2 separate regions of the Homo sapiens genome follow, and region 1 is linked to region 2. Evidence: read pairs that join two places in POLR2A ChIA-PET (ENCODE). Cell type or tissue: PC-9. All regions are shown on one strand. Links, peaks and the distances in the headings refer to the core of each region. The heading gives the core; the rest is flanking DNA. Region 1 overlaps RPS6KB1 (ribosomal protein S6 kinase B1). Region 2 overlaps VMP1 (vacuole membrane protein 1).

Region 1 (5,384 bases), core at 94-5,093, 110 kb after region 2:
CACTGAGGTTGAGAAACTCTGGCCTACTTTTATAATTTCATCAGGTGTTTGTGAAATGGTCTTATTCTAACTGTTATTTCTTCTTTCTTTGTTAGCTGGAATTCTTTCATAAAGAGAAACTCTTTGATCAGTTAGTTACCCAAGGTATAGTTCATACAGTAAAGGCAGGATGTATGTTTGATTCTTTCCTAGTTTTCAAAATAATGAATTAGTTCCCTAGCATCTTCCAGAATTGACCAATGAACTTTGTGTGTGTGTGTTTTTTTCTTTTTTAGTATATTATGAACTTATATGTTTTAACACATTTGTGTTTCATTTCATCGCAGTTATTTTTATTTTATTTTTATTTATTCATTTATTGTTTTGAGGCAGGGTCTTACTCTGTCACCCAAGCTGTAGTGCAGTGGTATAATCTCTGTCTACTGCAGCCTTGACTTCCCGGCCTCCAGCAATCCTCCCACCTCACCCTCTTGAGTAGCTGGGACCACAGGTACACCACCATGCCCAGCTAATTTTTGTGTTTCTGGTAGAGACGGGGTTTTGCCGTGTTCACCAGGCTGGTCTTCAACTCCTGAGCTCAAAAGCAATCCACCTGCCTCTGCCTCCCAAAGTGTTGGGATGATAGGCATGAGCCACTGCACCTAGCAGTTATTTTTATTGATGCTCAATTTTTCCCTTCGTTGAATGCTGGTGCAGTGAATGCTGGGTGCATCTTCATGTTGGTTTCTGAGTCCTTTTGACATGACCACATGGTCTGGTGTTGTACGAGAGAGCAAAATAAGGAAACTGGTGTTCTATGCTTATCTTGTACATTTTCCCCACACTTGGAATCAGCCATTCCTCCAGGGAGTGCAGGTTCACAGTCTGGGCTCTAAGAGAATTATAAGGTCAATGTGGTCATCTTTTAGTATTAAGTCAGATATTCTAAATTATTATTTACTTCCTACATTTGGCCCAAGAGTCTAACCAGATATTTTGGGAAAGAGAGAAGGAATTAAATAAATAAATCTCATGGTTAGAACTGAAGTGATAACTATACTTTCACAAGGAAATATAACTTATAAACCATGCAGAATAGAAAATTATTTTTGTTCCTTTAGATTTCTAAAGGAATGAAATAAGCTGTGGGAAGAAACTTTAACTGGAGCATCTTACCAGTGTTATTCATGTTTTAACTCTGCTTCAGTAGTTTTTCAGGTTTATTACAAACCTGCAGTAGCCAACTGAACTAATTATCTCTAAACAGGGATTTAGCCAGTGGACTAGGCACACTGAAGCTTTGTGAGAGGGGAAATTGATATTAACATTTTTTCCAGCTTGTTTTGAGCTCGATATATTCACTTTTTTTTTTTTTTTTTTTTTTTTTTATTGAGACAGACTCTCGCACTGTCATCTGGGCTGGTGTGCAGTGGCACGATCTCTGCTTGCTGCAACCTGTGCCTCCCGGGTTCAAGCAATTCTCCTGCCTCATCCTCCTGAGTAGCTAGGATTACAGGCACACGCCACCATGCCTGGCTAATTTTTTGTATTTTTAGTAGAGATGGGGTTTCACTATTTTGGCCAGGCTGGTCTCAAACTCCTGACCTCATGATCCGCCTGCCTCAGCCTCCCAAGGTGCTGGGATTACAGACGTGAGCCACCATGCCCAGTCGATATATTCACATTTTTAATAGGAATAACTGTATACTAAAATCTATTTTAGTGCATGTTTAAGATTTGAAGATGTAATTTGACTCAGTACTTTCCACCTACATTTTTTTCTTCATTCTGTGCCTGCTAAGACTATTCTAATACTTTATTATAGTTAACCCCCGTGAAAAGAGCTCCCAGAGCTTACAGTGCATTTGATTGATGTAACATGGACTATTTATTATTTTCTAAATTATTTTGTTTGTATAAAGCAATCTGAAGAGGATGTAAGTCAGTTTGATTCCAAGTTTACACGTCAGACACCTGTCGACAGCCCAGATGACTCAACTCTCAGTGAAAGTGCCAATCAGGTCTTTCTGGTAAGTGAAAGAATTTCCATGTAGTCATGGGAAATTTTAGTGTGAGGATGGGCTCTTCAAAGAAAATTCAGTTTGCTTGCTTTGCAGTTCATGTAGGTAACCTGGCCCACTTTTTTTTTTTTTTTTAAATAAGCCATGCCTTTATAACTTATTGATGCCTACAAAATTTATTTTCATAATCCAACATTTTATTTTAGCAATTAGAGTGGGAATGTACAAATCTTTGGAAAGTATGATTCCCTTTTTTTTTTAGGCCACAGACTTAAAATGATGTTTGGCTTAGCATCTCAACCAAAAATTAGTCATAGCAGTCGGGGAGAAAAACCTCACTGACTACATGTATTTTATTCCTGAAACAGCTATAGATTTTTGGTACTTTTTTTTTTTTTTTTTTTGAGACAGGGTCTCACCTTGTAGCCTAGGCTGGGTGTAGTGTAGTGGTGTGATCACAGTTCACTGCAGCCTTGACCTCCCAGGCTCAAGTGATCCACCCATTTCAGCCTTGTGAGTACCTGTACCACAGGTGTGTGCCACATGCAGCTAATTTTTTATTTTTTTGTAGAGACAGAGTCTCACTATTTTACTCCTGGACTCAAGCTATCTTCCTGCCTTGGCTTCCCAAAGTGCCAAAATTATAGGCATGAGCCATCGTTCCTGGCCCTATTTTTGGTACTCTTAACATAAGTAGGGGATTTTTTTTTTTTTTTTTGAGACGGAGTCTTGCTCTGTCACCAGGTTGGAGTGCAGTGGCGCGATCTCAGCTCACTGCAACTTCTGCCTCCTGGGTTCGAGTGATTCTCCTGCCTCAGCCTCCCGAGTAGCTGGGACTATAGGCGTGCGCCACCACGCCCAGTTAATTTTTGTATTTTTAGTAGAGACAGGGTTTCACCATGTTGGCCAGGATGGTCTCGATTTCTTTTTTTTTTTTTTTTTGAGAAGGAGTCTCGCTCTGTCGCCCAGGTTGGAGTGCAGTGGCGCAATCTCAGCTCACTGCAAGCTCCACCTCCCGGGTTCACACCATCCTCCTGCCTCAGCCTCCTGAGTAGCTGGGACTACAGGTGCCCGCCACCACGCCAGGCTAATTTTTTGTATTTGTAGTAGAGACGGGGTTTCATCGTGTTAGCCAGGATAGTTTTGATCTCCTGACCTCATGATCCGCCCGCCTTGGCCTCCCAAAGTGCTGGGATTACAGGCGTAAGCCACCACGCCCAGTCGATGGTCTCGATTTCTTGACCTCGTGATCCACCCGCCTTGGCCTCCCAAAGTGTTGGGAATACAGGCATGAGCCACCGTGCCAGGCCAAGTAGGGGATTTTTTTAACATTAATTGTGAATATTTGACATCAAAACATATTGGTTCATATGTAATAGTGAATTCTCATTGTAGAAATGTCTGTATAGATTTATAGCTTGTCTCCTCAGAAAAGTAAAGGTTTTTGATGTTGGCCAACAGAAATGATGGATTTATATCAGAAGACCATGAATGCATACTATTTTGCTCAAATAGCACATATGCTTGTTGATTTTATTACTGTACTTAATATGTCACATGAACATCTATCTCATTTTGTATCCTTTTTTTTTCTTTTGTCATTTGTTTTTGGACTACTCTAGGGAGAATAGAATATGGGGAAAATAATTGTTTGGGAGTGTTTTTTCCCTGTTTTTGAGTTCACTGGATTTGTCACTAACTTAATTCTTAAGCTTTTCTTCCCCACATTGCTCACTATGTAATACAAGTAGTGTTGTATCTTATGGGATGGGAAATAAGCTCTAAAGTTAGCATGGAGTTGGGGCATGGTGGCTTATGGCTATAACCTTGAGGTCAGGAGTTCAAGACCAGCCTGGCTAACATGGTGAAACCCCATCTCTACTAAAAGTACAAAAATTAGCCAGGTGTGGTGGCATGCACCTGTGGTACCAACTACTTGGGAGGCTGAGGCAGGAGAATCACTTGAACCCGGGAGGCAGAGGTTGCAGGAGCCAAGATTGTGCCACTGCACTCCAGCCTGAGCGATAGAGTGAGTGAGACTCCGTATCAAAAAAAAAAAAATTAATTAAAAAAATTAAGTTAGTATGGGATGCAAAAGTTGTGTATAGTACAGTATGGTTTTGAGTAAACAACACTGAATAGTAATAATCCTATAAATTAATATAGAGCACATAGGCAAAATATAGTCTTACAGTATTACATAAGAGATAAAAGATGAGTGAGTGCATGCATGTTTTTAAATTCAAGTTTGATGTGTGCATGATCAAAGTTACGGCATCTCTGTTAGTAAAATCTTAGGTTCAGTTAGGGAAGTGGGCATGAATCACTTTAATTTTGGCATTTTTTTTCTCTCATGTACTACAGATGTGGAATTTATACCTTTGATTTAACATAGAGACCTTTTCCTCAATTGGACATTGCAGAATTTCAACTTATGTGACAGTTTTCCCCCCACAAAATAGAAGCATTTTATTTAGCTGCCAAGAAATCCAAAGTTGTGGTGGTAAAAGTGAGATATTGAAGCTTTCGTTGCCAGTTAAAGTATTGTTGAGCTTTTCACAATTACTTAAATTGGCTAATGAATAGAGCAACTCATTTGTTAGGTTGTAGCCAGAATTCTCTACATAAAGTGGATCTCTTTAAACATTAATAAAAAAAAATAGGTCAGGTGCAGTGGCTCACGCCTGTAATCCCAGCACTTTGGGAGTCTGAGGTGGGCGGATCACAAGGTCAGGAGTTCCAGACCAGCCTGGCTAATATGGTGAAAACCCATCTCTACTAAAAATACAAAAATTAGCCAGGCATGATGGCTGTAGTCCCAGCTACTCGGGAGGCTGAGGCAGGAGAATCGCTTGAACCCGGGAGGAGGAGGTTGTAATGAGCTGAGATCACGCCCCTCACTGCACTCCAGCCTGGGCGACAGAGCTAGAATCCATCTCAAAAAAAAAAAAAAAATTATATATATATATATACACATATATATATATACACACATACATACACACACACATATAGTGACATCCCACTTATCTGGATAATGTGGTTCTAGCAACCTCATTTCAACAAATATTTTAATTCCTGTTGTAAGACCCCATCACAGAATTAGAGGAAATTCAAAGATGATTAAGGCACAGCCTGTACCTCTTGGTAGTTACAGCTTTAGTCCACCAGAACGTTTGTAAAATTATTCTCTGAAGTTCACATATAACTGTCACAAATCATATGCACTTCAGAATTGCACCTCACTCTTTGGGACTTCACTCAGAGCTTTGCTGAGTCTTATTTATTGTAACACATAATGCTTACTCATAGATTTTGATAAATAGAAGATAGGTGAAGATGGTTAAAAGAATGAACATTGACAGCTAGAGAAATGACAGCTGG
Region 2 (5,384 bases), core at 61-5,060:
AATGCTGGTAAAATATTCTTAGGCTTAGAGACTTCAACTGCTTAGACTTTAAGTATACACTCTGTAAATAGGGCTAAACAAGGTGAATCAATCTTTTTTGTTGGTGTTTTAAGAAACAGGTTCTCCCTCTGTAGCCCAGGCTGGAGTGTAGTGGTGTGATTTTAGATCACTACAGCCTCAACCTCCTAGGAGGGCTCAAGCAGTCCTCCCCACTCAGCCTCTTGAGTAACTAGGACTACAGGTGTGCACCACACCTGGTTAATTTTCTGTGTGGGTGTAGAGACAGGAGTCTTACTGTGTTGCCCAAGCTGATCTTGAACTCTTAGACTCAAGCAGTCCTCCCACCTCAGCCTCCCAAAGTGCTCGGATTACTGGCATGAGCCACCCTATCCTGCCTGGCCAGATTTCAGATCTTACTTATTTATTATCTATCTATCTAATCTATTGATTTATTGAGAGAGAGACAGGGTCTTGCTCTTTCACCAAGGGTGGAGTGCAGTGGTTCAATCCTAGCTTACTTTAACCTTGAACTCCTAGGCTCACAGGATCCTCCCATCTCAGCCTCTTGAATAGCTAGGACTACAGGCACTTGCCATCACACCCAGCTACTTTTTTAAACTTTTGTAGAGACAGGGTTCTCACTATGTTGCCCAGGCTGATCTCAAACTCTTGGCCTCAAGTCCTCCTGCCTCAGTCTCCCAAAGTGCTGGGATTACAAGCATGACCCATCACACCCAGCCTAAAATACAGATTTCTTGTCACATAAGTGATTTCCAGAAGCAGAGTAACATATATATTAAAAACCATAGAAAAATAATAGATTTTGTTTGCAATTTGGCAAGGGCTCTTGGCAGAATTTTGCCCAAATGTTATTTTGAATGGATTTTTTTTTTTTTTTTTTTTACAATATTTAAGCTTGCCAAGAAGTTTGTCTTAGGTCTGTTTAACAGATTCTAGGTATGTAAGCATGGGAAAATATTGTTCCCATGAAACCAATTTTGAGCTCTGAGTAGGTTTCAAGTCTGTGTTTTTTTCTTTAAATAAAAAAAAAAATTTTATTTGCATTCCTGAGTTTTTTTTTTAACAGAAGTTAACAATAACAAAAGTGTAAAAATTGCCACTAGCATCATTTGTTGGAAATGTGTTTGTTTGTTTCGGAGACAGGATCTCACTATTTTACCCAGGCTGGAATGCAGTGGCTATTCACAGGCGTGATTATAGCTCACTAAGCCTCCATCCCAACTCCTGGGCTCAAGAGAGCCTCCTGCTCAGCCTCCAGATTAGCTGGGACTACAGGCATGCGCCACCATGCCTGGTGGAAAAATTTTTTTTAATCTTACATTTGCTGTTATGTTTGTGCCAGGAATAAAAATATGAAGATACTACTACCCACTAAGATTTTTCTACCCACTGTGTTCAAGGTTCACAGCAAGGAAAAGCAAATGAGATCAACTTTTTTTTTTTTTTTTTTTTTTTTGTCACCTAGACTGGAGTGCAATCTCAGCTCATTGCAGCCTCCACTACCCAGGTTCAAGCAATTCTCATGCCTCAGCCTCCCGAGTAGCTGGGACTACAGGCACGTGCCATCACACCTGGCTAATTTTTTTATATTTTTAGTAGAGACAGGATTTCGCCATGTTGCCCAGGCTGGTCTCGAACTCCTGAGCCATGGTGCCCAACCTACTTCTTTTTTTGTTTTTCTAAGGCTTTCTCACCTAGAGCAAGTACCTACTTACATAGCTAGTTTAGGTATATTTTAGTCCTGCAGTTGACTGAAAAAATAGTTCTATGTCCATTTGTTCTCCTTCTACTTTATGTTCTTCTATGTCACAAAATTGTAGTTATTTGTTTTGTTTTGTTTTGTTTTGTTTTGTTTTGTTTTGAGACAGAGTCTCGCTCTGTCGCCCAGGCTGGAGTGCAGTGGCACAATCTCGGCTCACTGCACCCTTCGCCTCCCGGGTTCAAGCGATTCTCCTTCCTCAGCCTCCCGAGTAGCTGGGATTATGGGCGCCCACCACCGTGCCTGGCAATATTTTTTTTTTTTTTTTTTTTTGTATTTTTAGTAGAGACAGGGTTTCACCATGTTGGCTAGGCTGGTCTCGAACTCCTGACCTCAGGTGATCTGCCCACCTCGGCCTCCCAAAGTGCTGTGATTACAGGCATGAACCACCATGCCCGGCCGAAATGGTAATTCTTTGAATTTAATCAGAGCTTAAGGGCAAATTGGAGGACTTCCCCAACTTAACTATGGGATGAGATTAGCATCTTTAGCAAGGTGCACAGGGTTGCAAGAATGTAATGGCTTAGGGAGAATGGCATTTAGGGTATTTCCTAAACCAACTATAGAAAGCCTTTGAACTGTGTTGCAAATTATTACTCCCACCGTGTGTGCACTTTAAATTAATCTTAAGTGTCAGAATGGACTCTTGCTTCTGGTCTGCTGCTTGAGAATAACTTGACACATGAGATTTAGAGCTGGCATTATTGTTTGCCTTAAATGCATGTTAAGAGTGAGAGCTGTAATTTCTATTTTTATCTAGTCCGTTACTAAAATAGCTTTAGTGATAATTAAGCAAACTATAGTATAAGAGTACTTTGTTGAAGCTGAGGCATCAGTAGCCTAAGTCATTGTAGAGGTAGAGAAATGAAAAACAGAAGTAACTAAAATTTTGATGACAGTTTGGGAAACCAAGGTGGGAGGATCTTTTGAGGCCAGGAATTTGAGACCCACCTGGGCAACATAGTGAGACTCCATCTCTACAAAATATAAAAAGAAACATAATAATAATAATAAATAAAACTTTTAACCTCTTGTCTGTTTTCAACTGTTTTCCTAGTCTTTCATGGAAACCTCCATAGAGACACATAACAAATTGGTATATTAATCTCAGCATTATCCTCAAGATAAGTTATACATCATGTGAATACACATCATATGATGTACTCTATCAGCTAAAATGTATCTATCAGCTAAAGTGTATCTCTTTTTAAAATTATTATGGGTACATAAAGTGTATCTCTTAATGGACTTACAATGGTAAATTATTTACCTTTTCAAATTATTTTGAAGGGAATCTAGAATTATTATTTCCAGTCCCTTCCTCATTTCCCTAAACAACAAAAACATACTCTTTGTAACATTTGGGTCTTGGTTCTTAATTTTCTCTTAAATAATGGCTTGACTATGGCTATCCCTGGTAGATTTAAATGACAATTTACAGTACTGTTTTTTATTTTTGTTTTTGTTTTGTTTTGAGACGGAGTTTCCCTCTTTTTCCCCAGGCTGGAGGACAATGGCGCACTGCAACCTCCACCTCCCAGGTTCAAGCGATTCTCCTGCCTCAGCCCCCCGAGTAGCTGGGATTACAGGCGCCCGCCACCAAACCTGGCTTATTTTTTGTATTTTTAGTAGAGACGGGGTTTCACCATGTTGGCCAGGCTGGTCTCGAACTCCTGACCTCAAGTGATCCGCCTGCCTTAGCCTCCCAAAATGCTGGGATTACAGGCATGAACCACCGCACCCAGCCTTGTTTTTGTTTTTGTTTTTGTTTGAGATGGAGTCTCACTCTGTTGCCCAGGGTAGAGTGCAATGGCATGATCTCAGCTCACTGCAACCTCCGCCTCCCAGGTTCAAGCGGATCCTCCTGCCTCAGCCCCCACTAGTAGCTGAGATTACAGGCATGTGCCACCGTGCCTGGCTACTTTTGTTTTTTGGGGGGGTTTTTTGTTTTTTTGGTTTTTTTATTTTGAGACGGAGTCTAGCTTAGCTGCCCAGGCTGGAGTGGAGTGGTGCGATCTAGGCTCACTGCAACCACCATCTCCCGGGTTCAAGCGATTGTCCCATCTCAGCCTCCCAAGTAGCTGAGATTACAGACACCTGCCACCATGCCCAGCTAATTTTTTTTTTTTTTTTGAGACGGAGTCTTGCTGAGCTGCCCAGGCTGGAGTGGAGTGGTGCGATCTGGGCTCACTGCAACCACCATCTCCTGGGTTCAAGTGATTCTCCCATCTCAGCCTCTTGAGTAGCTGGGATTGCAGGCACTCTCCATCATGCCCGGCTAATTTTTGTATTTTAGTAGAGATGGAGTTTCACCATGTTGGCCAGGCTGGTCTTGAACTCCTGACCTCAGGTGATCCACCTGCCTCGGCCTCCCAAAGTGCTAGGATTACAGGTGTGAACCACCGAGGCTGGTCTAATTTTTGTCTTTTTGGTAGAGACAGGGTTTCGCCATGTTGGCCAGGCTGGTCTTGAACTCCTGACCTCAGGTGATCCACCTGCCTCGGCCTCCCAAAGTGCTAGGATTACAGGCGTGAACCACCATGGCTGGCCTAATTTTTGTCTTTTTGGTAGAGACAGGGTTTCACCATGTTGGCCAGGCTGTTTTGTTTTTTTGCTTTTTTGTTTGTTTTTTTTTTTGAGACGGAGTCTCACTCTGTCGCCCAGGCTGGAGTGCAATGGCGTGGTCTCAGCTCACTGCAACCTCCACTTCCTGGGTTCAAGCGATTCTTCGGCCTCAGCCTCCCGAGTAGCTGGGATTACAGGCGTGTGCCACCACACCCAGCTAATTTTTGTATTTTTAGTAGAGACAGGGTTTCACTGTGTTGGCCAGGCTGGTCTCGAACTCCTGACCTCGTGATCTGCCCACCTCAGCCTCCCCTGGTGCTGGGATCACAGGTGTGAGCCACTGCACCTGGCCAGAGTACTGTTAAAGTGAAAACATTGATTTATGAGAAGGAAAGTTCTTATAAATATGCAGTTTTTTGTTTTTTTTTTTTTTGAGACAGAGTTTCACTCTCGTTGCCCAGGCTGGAGTGCAATGGCATGATCTCGGCTCACTGCAACCTCTGCCTCCCAGGTTCAAGCGATTCTCCTGCCTCAGCCTCACTAGTAGTGGGGATTCTGTGCATGTGCCACCACGCCTGGCTAATTTTGTATTTTTAGTAGAGACGGGTTTTCTCCATATTGGTCAGGCTGGTCTCGAACTCCCGACCTCAGGTGATCCGCCCGCCTCGGCCTCCCAAAGTGCTGGGATTACAGGCATGAGCCACTGCTCCCGGCCACATAAATTTGCAGTTTTCAAAGTCAACCTTTTTGTGCATATATTTATATACACAAAAATACATATATTTAATTATATATATTTAATATATTAAATATTTAAAATATTTTATATATTTGTTATATTCATGTCATTTATTTCTAGTCTAAATGGATGAGCTATTTGCATTCCCACCTGTAATATATAAGGAAAGATTACTAGTCTGCCTCCCTAATATAAGTCTGCTTAAAAGTCAGGGCCAGGAGCGGTGGCTCAGTGAGAGGCTAGTCTGAAGGTAATGAGTTTTCTCGATTGTTCACAGCATCTTTTATGTCTGTCACAGGT

Evidence for each region. Peaks named below come from ENCODE experiments on the same cell type or tissue, not always from the same donor. Only the 100,000 strongest peaks of a DNase experiment are listed, where the experiment ranks them.
Region 1: POLR2A ChIA-PET joins it to region 2 with 28 read pairs; 7 of 35 experiments call an interaction of 5 or more read pairs at or near these places.

The regions. Positions count from the first base shown.
Region 1 is chr17:59,938,935-59,944,318 of GRCh38, forward strand. RPS6KB1 (ribosomal protein S6 kinase B1) reads left to right here. Exons shown (of 15, transcript NM_003161.4): 13 at 1,902-2,009. Among named protein-coding and RNA genes, the nearest start is that of RNFT1, 23 kb to the right of the region's middle. In PC-9, for the core only: no CTCF peak of the experiment used is centred there; a DNase peak (open chromatin) is centred at 2,047; H3K27ac peaks cover 1,457 bases.
Region 2 is chr17:59,830,730-59,836,113 of GRCh38, forward strand. All of the region lies in intron 10 of VMP1 (vacuole membrane protein 1), which reads left to right. Among named protein-coding and RNA genes, the nearest start is that of MIR21, 7.8 kb to the right of the region's middle. RefSeq lists an enhancer at 3,881-4,380. In PC-9, for the core only: no CTCF peak of the experiment used is centred there; a DNase peak (open chromatin) is centred at 2,292; H3K4me3 peaks cover 358 bases; H3K27ac peaks cover 5,000 bases.